Linked DNA regions of Homo sapiens: region 2 is linked to region 1. The links are chromatin contacts, found by Hi-C or POLR2A ChIA-PET in ENCODE. All regions are on one chromosome and are shown on one strand. The core of a region is the stretch at or near the end of the contact, and the rest is flanking DNA. Distances in the headings are between cores, read along the strand shown.

What was found. A loop is a pair of places that touch in the nucleus more often than their neighbours do. ChIA-PET counts read pairs that join two places held with the same protein, here RNA polymerase II (POLR2A). Pooled maps may share reads with other maps.
Region 2: a map of testis shows a loop between it and region 1 (4-fold over the local background). The contact joins two enhancer-like sites. A Hi-C loop is called at or near these places in 75 of 168 maps with a recorded cell type or tissue (A673, B cell, CD14-positive monocyte and 47 more), 37 of 37 single-sample maps with no recorded cell type and 47 of 50 pooled maps. POLR2A ChIA-PET finds 5 or more read pairs at or near these places in 8 of 52 experiments (B cell, CD4-positive, alpha-beta T cell, CD4-positive, alpha-beta memory T cell and 5 more).

The regions. Positions count from the first base shown.
Region 1 is chr18:45,889,307-45,892,644 of GRCh38, reverse strand. It overlaps EPG5 (ectopic P-granules 5 autophagy tethering factor), which reads left to right. Exons shown (of 44, transcript NM_020964.3): 28 at 2,705-2,847. Among named protein-coding and RNA genes, the nearest start is that of SIGLEC15, 65 kb to the right of the region's middle. Within about 2 kb of position 1,849, at least 2 of the 41 ENCODE cell types and tissues checked have a DNase peak (open chromatin) inside an H3K27ac peak, as active enhancers do; they include CD14-positive monocyte, where a contact is called at or near this core.
Region 2 is chr18:45,686,566-45,690,339 of GRCh38, reverse strand. All of the region lies in intron 7 of LOC105372093 (a long non-coding RNA gene), which reads left to right. Among named protein-coding and RNA genes, the nearest start is that of SLC14A1, 36 kb to the left of the region's middle. Within about 2 kb of position 2,524, at least 10 of the 41 ENCODE cell types and tissues checked have a DNase peak (open chromatin) inside an H3K27ac peak, as active enhancers do; they include CD14-positive monocyte, where a contact is called at or near this core.

The sequences.
Region 1 (3,338 bases), core at 600-3,099:
GTTCCCTGGGGAAATGGGGTGATTTATAATTGGGTTCCTTTTGATGTACTTTGGTATTGTGGGTATGCTTGCTGACCCCAGGATTGATTTATTATCATGTGAAAAATTTGTTAATTCCAAGAAATGAACGATGGAAAAGACCCACTGAGGGCCTCACATTATTGTAAAAACTGGCTGAAGGACATGCTTTGTCCAACTTTTAAATTTAGACAAGGAAACTTTTAAATTTCTGTGTCCACTTAAAATGACTCAAGTGGAGGGGCTTCCACCATGCTACTTTGTTCTATTGTCTACTACTTCTTGTAATTATGAACTGATAGACATTCCATTGCTCTCACCTTCATTGCAGTAAAAAAAGAAAACTTTCAACAGTAGTGGGAACAATAAACAAAAATAAGTAGACTAGAAAATAATAATAATTTGGGGATGTTTTTTGTGAGAGGGTCTAAACTTGCCTAAACCACCTGGTTTTATTTTAGTAGTTTCTACAACATGGAATGGCAGTTGTAAAGTTTGGATTACAGAGTAGTTTTAGTCCTGTCTGCATTTTTCCAGTCAAGTGGTCTCTGGATCCTTTGCCTTTCCACCTCCCTTCATTCTGTGTCTTCCTTCCTTATCTCAGATTCTCTCTTTTCCTGTTTGGCTCCTGTCTCTCCAGGCCAGCCAGGGGATTCTGTGACACGCATAGTCCCGGTCTAACTGTATTTGGTGATGTATTGAACAAAAAGGCTGACTGCAGATACTCCTAATCACATTTTAGGATATTAAACATTGGTCTGTTATTTGAAAGATTTCAAATTTAATTCAGATACTTGTATTGATTTATTATCTAATTAAATGCAAGTAATTTCTTTTTTAATCTTTCATTTCTCCAATAGTAAAAGTTAATTATTGTTAACATTATATGTTCTAGAATATTCACTTTTGTGCATTTTGATGTCACAGAGCTTTTTTCTTTTTTAAAGAAGTTTTGTAAAGATTTTTAATACATTAATGAGTTTTATACAAGAAAGTTATTATTATCACAGTCATAAAAAATAGTTGCTCAGTGTATTGTCAGAGTTATGCTGTGCTGGGGTTCTGGGTAAGTAAAACAAATAGGAAGGACCATTGCCCTTCAGGAACTTTTTTTTTTTTTTTTTTTTTGAGACGGAGTCTCACGCTGTCGCCCAGGTTGGAGTGCAGTGGCATGATCTCAGCTCACTGGAACCTCTGCCTCCTAGGTTCAAGCAATTCTCCTGCCTCAGCCTCCTGAGTAGCCAGGATTACAGGTGCCTGCCACCACACCCAGTTAATTTTTGTATTTTTAGTAGAGACGGGGTTTCACCACGTTGGCCAGGCATGTCTCGAACTCCTGACCTCAAGTGATCCGCGCACCTCGGCCTCCCAAAGTGCTGGGATTACAGGTGTGAGCCACCATGCCTGGCCGCCCTTCAGGAACTTTTATACAGAATTTATGATAATAACCCTGGGCCTCATAAGTGACATAAGAGCCTCAGGTAATAAGTTTGTGAATTATTTACATTATTTATAAAGGATATCTTTAATCATTGCAGTGATGGCTGAAGACTGGGTTTGGGCAGGTGCATGTAAGGAAAAAATGTAGACCTTACTGCTCACCCATGTGTTTGGGGAAGACAGGAGGAGAATGTAGAGTTTAGAACTCTTGCCTTCTAAATGTTATGGTCTCTTCAGCTGTACCTGTAAGTCCAGACTCCCCGGCCTGCATTTCAAAGCCTCTCCAAGAGGGCTCTCTCAGCTCCCCAGTCTGATTTTACTGCACTCTGCAACCCTGGCCAGGCTCCTCCTTCCTGTATCTCTGTCCCATATCCCCCACAGCTGTCATGTCAGTTCTGTGTTTGTGTTGCAATCTGGGCCCAGGATGTCTTCTCTTTTCTTCTGCCTCTATCCACATCCAAAAAATGACATTAAAATTGCATAAACAAACCAGTTATGTATGTCACTATCAGTCAGAGAAAGGGTTTGTTGATGGCTTCTCAAATAAGAAAGGCTAATCTTAAAAAAGGATAATCTTTTGAGTTGAAAAAAATTTAGTTTTTTTTTAAAGAAGCTCAATAAATTCTCCTTGTTTTTCCACCTTTACTGAAAACCAATAAAAATTTTATCAAAGACCAGCTTCTAGGAACCTAAATTGGTGAATTTAGGAATTAGCCAATTGCTCTTTCCTTGGCATGGAGTTGGTTTGGGCATTTCCCCATATTTTATCTTATTTTGTTGTTTGTTTTATGATTATATATATTTTCTTCCTTTCAAAACGACATTTGTGAGCAGCATCTGTGTCATCTTTTTTTAATGCTGGGCACACATGTGTACGCAGCCTGAGTGTTTGGAGTTGAGTGTTTTGTATGTTGGATTGAGAGCACACAGAAGGGCTACGGCTGGGGAGCCATGATCAGCAGTGGAGGGGCTTCCTGTGCTTCAAGAAAAGCCTCAGTGGTGGAAGACATGGGATGTGTTTTTGATGAGGATTTCAGGAGTTGAAACATAAGTGAAATAGTATCCTACAAAAGGCTTTGAACTATTGATAAATTAATTCAAGATCTTACCAGTTTATAAGGCAGTCATATAAAGAGATACAAATTTTGGTATTTTTATAAGACAATAATTTTATTTCAGTTTGAGTCTTCATGGGAAACCTGACACATGGGGGGAAATGTCTTTTGATAACTTTAATTTTTGTTAGTTTGAAGGCATGCATAAGAATGAAGCCATAAGCCAACAGCTTCATGTTTTACGGAAGGAAGTGAAGCAGTTGCAAGCAGAAGCTGCTAAACCACCATCACTTAATATTGTGGAAGCTGCTGTACATGCAGAAAACTTGATCACGTAAGTTTTGCAGGCATTATAATTTGAAATACTGTTTTGTTATCATGAATAGTAATCATACATGCTACTATACCACCACCACCCCTGCAGCACCCACAGGTTAATTTAGTACAGACATCAGCAAACTACGGCCTTTGAGTCAAATCTGGCCTGCTACTTATTTTTATAAATAAAGTTTTATTGCAACACAGCCATCCCCATTTATTTATAATTTCTATGGCTTTTATGCTGCAGCAGAAGGATTGAGTGGTTGTAACAGAGATATAAAGCAGAAAATATTAACTATCTGGCCCTATATAGAAAAAGTTTGCTGACCCCTGAATTGTGAGATGATATAGTGCATTGAAATTCAGTTGTGGAGAGATTTAGTGCTTATGTGTTATATCAAAGTCACATTTACCCAGGAACTTATCCTTGTCAACTCAGATGACTGAACAAAGTTCATAGCACAATTATTTAGGGGAATTAGGACTCTCAAGTGTGGTTGTGAA
Region 2 (3,774 bases), core at 1,275-3,774, 200 kb after region 1:
TTGCAGAAGATTGGGGACTCTACTACCATATACAAAAAATAACTCAAAGTGGATCAAAGACCTAAATATAAGAGCTAAAGCTATGAAACTTTCAGAAGAAGAGTTTTGTCTCCTCCCTAGCCTGAGCCCTTAACACTCAGACAGTTTCCATCTCTCCATGGAAGCCCATCCAGCACCCTTTTATTCTCCTCGGATAACAGTCTCAGAACCAGGAGTTCAAATAGTAAGTGAATCAAGCAGCACGGATATCCTGTGCTCAGTAATATGTTTGGTCTCCAAAGTATGTTGTGTTCAAGTAATTATAAGATGAGGTCTTTGACTTTAGAGTTTCCCATCTTGCTGAGCAAATAAGACCCTCCACCCAGGTGGCAGGTGATACCAGATAACATAAAATTGAATGTTGAATTATATGGTCAATATTAAATTTATGTAAAAACTAGAGTTTTCTTAAAGAATGCAGAAGCTTCTAAGACATTCATGAGGGAGGTAAATTGAAGTTTTTGGGGTGTGAAAGGCACAAACCATTTATACGTCCCTCAAGTTATGCCAAATCATATTTCCATTCTTTTCCCCCAGTGTCAACAGTAAGTGGGGTTCCCATGAGCTCCTCTCTGAGCCATTTGGGCGACTGCTGTGATGGTAAGGAGGGAGGGTGGGCATGGGCCACAGAAGCCATGGAGCCAGCTGCAGGTCTGCTGCTGCTCTTGACAGATGGTAGCCACCTGCCTCAATCCCCACCCCCGCAACCCCAGTCCCCGTCAGGGCCTTTCTAGGATAAGGCCTTACAGTGACTGGATTTGCAAGCTGCACACTGACCCATGGCCACTCATGCAATCATGTCCTGGGCTTCTACGTGAATTCTACTCAAATTCCTGTGCTGAGACCCCCTCTGTCTACCCACCTCCTTCAGTTCTTCAGATAGCCAGGAGAATTGGCCTTCTTAAGTCATTTGCGATGCAGGTAAAAATGCAGATACCCCATCACTTACTGAATCCCAATATCTTAGGGTTCAGGGGAGGTGCTAGAATCTGCATTTTGGTTAAACATTATCTTGCTTAGTACCCACCTCCTGGAATTAATTCCAGGCTTACAGGGATGCTGAAGTAGGGGTCCATCTGTCAGTAAATATGTATCCACGTGCCAGGCCTGGAATGGGGGCCATGAAAATACATAATCTGGCCCCTCAGAGGTTATAATGTGTTGGGGAAGATGAGTTATTCACAGGTTGTGGTGTGATGTGTTGGGCAGGAAGCCAAGTCATGGGGGTGCTCCCCACTCACACGCTCATGATTGGGTGAAATCCGGCTAAACATTGATTCAAAGAGCACCCAGGGGAGTATGCAGGGATGGGGAAAAAGCCAGCTACTCTTTCTGCCTTTCTCCAGTAGGGCGTTTCATGAGCTGATTATGAGTAGGGATCTGTCTGGGTCTTTCCTTTGCTCCAGCTGGAAAATCTACAAATATTTTGGTTGTGGGGTGCCTTCCTGGTTTGTTCCAGTCCCTGCACCATGGAGCCTGGGTGTGCTGGGTCTTCAGGATAGAAGGTGCCACCTCTCTCTGCACTTCCTTTGCTCCCTGGGGTGCTTGTCAAGTGAGTACCCCACAAGTGAGGCTCTGTGTATATTGGGGTGTTGTGTTGCTGTCTCATGCTGTCATGGGTGAGGAAGGAGTTTGAAAGCAGAGAACTAGCCCAGGGGGATCTTTGATGCTGCAGCCATGGGAGAGCAAGCTCCAGTTGCCACCAAGAGCTCAGCACAGGACCAGCTACGTAATTCATGGGGCCCAGTACAAAATGTAAATATGATTCATTTGTTCAAAAGCTATTAAGACTTGCAAGACACTGATGGGAGGACAGATGACAACAGAGAAGGCAATGCCTCTCTTTTGCTGGACATAACTTATAACTTTAGTATAACTGTGTCTGTCACTTACTCATTCACTGCGGGAGAGAGGCCCCAGTTAGGGGAATGTACAAAACTCATCGCTGTTCACAAGGAGTTCACAGTCTGTTCATGTTGAGAACCTGGGGCTAAGGCCAAGGAGCCACAGCGGGGCCTGGGAGAACAGGAAGCCAGTCCCTGAAGGCGGCTTGTGGCCCAGGAATGGTGATGGGTGCTCCAGCCACAGCCCAGACTCCCTGTCCTGCCCTCCAGGCTGTCACTTTAATCTTGTGTCCTGAGCTTTCCATCTTGCTGTATGCTAGGGTTAGAAACTAGCTAGGAATCAGTGTCTCTCTGGAAGCTTAAAAACAAGAACTACACACAGATGAGCAGAATAGGATTCACAGGTCTTTAGAGGGGCCAGGAACACAGCTTACATTTGTCCAAATCCAGAGGTTAAGAACTGTATGGTTACAGCCCTCCTCTGACCTCAGGGACAGAGACAATCTCCATTTGACAAAATCATGCTGCCTGGGGCTCCTCCCACTTGAGAGCTCTCTAGAGAATCTTCTCCCTGCAGCCCTGCACAGAGCAGCACAGCACAGCACCGAGCAGCCCCCACACCTTCTACTGATGGGGCCCCCTGGGGAGCTTTGGCAACCACCCCGGCCTGGGCCGCCCCTAAGGTTCTGATAGAGCTAGTCTGGGCTGTTGCCTGGGCCCCAGGGTTTGTAATGCTCTGCTGCCCGACTTGCCCACCTCCCCGCCCCATGACACCCCTTGAAACTACTGCTCAGGCCATGCCGTAAGAGACAGGTGGACCCTAGTGACCCAGACTGACCCATCAAGAAGCAAGCACTGGGGAGAGGAGTGAAAGCCACCCCATCCCTCTCCCAGCCCCAGCCCTGGCCCCACCAGACAGTTCAAAGAGGGGTGGAGCCTCACCCCATGGCAAAAACTGCTATTTTTTTTTTTTTTTTGCACTCTTCCTGTTACAGTACCAGCTGGCCGCCAGCACCTGCTCTCTACATGGCTCCATGTTCTGCTTTTCTCCACCTCTTTAACCCCTGACCACAGCTGTCTGCCTGCACAGGGCTCCCTGCATGGCTGTCTCAGTGGAGCTGCTTTTCTACGCCCACTGCCTGCCCATTGGCTTGCCCCCTTGCAATAACTGCTGTCATCACCATTTCCCAACTTCCACCTTCTGCCCCCATTCCAGGCCAGCCCTTAACCCCATCCTACCTGCTCACAGGGCACAGCTGCTGCTTCTCACTGGGGCCATGCCTCTGACCTCTAGCCAGCTCTGCCTGTGTCTGTGGTGCCTGACTGAGAGCAGCGTGGTCGGAGGGGCTCCGGACAACCCCCTGCTCCTCTTTTCTAGGGCCAAGGCGCTCACTCAGCAGGCTTCTAGGTCTAGGGCCAAAGCAAAACCTTGCTTTTGTGCTCAGCCTACTGAGCCGGATGTTACTGGTTAGTGGTTTTCTTTATCTAGTCTTCTTTGTGGTGCAGGGTGAGTCCCCAACAACAGTGAGAAAGAGAGAAACTTCACTTTAGAGGATTCTCTGTGCTGTCTGTGCTCCTCCTGCCTCAGTGCTCAGTGCTTCTCACTGCATCTCCTGGCAGGTCTACTACCCCTTATGCAAACCCACCTGGGAACTGAGGATGGGGACTGGGGTTTAACGGAGTGCTGAAGAGTGACTCAAATTAGAAACAGTTGGGGTCCAAGAAATAGGCAGCACCGTTGTTTTCCTGCCCCAGCTGCATGTTAGAATCACCCCAGGAGCTTTAAAAAAATTACCTGTGCCCAGGCCCATTGCTGGCTTAATTGGCCTGAGGTAGGGCCTGGCATCAGAATCAGAGGATCCTGATCTAACCAAGAGTAAGAACCTGTGCA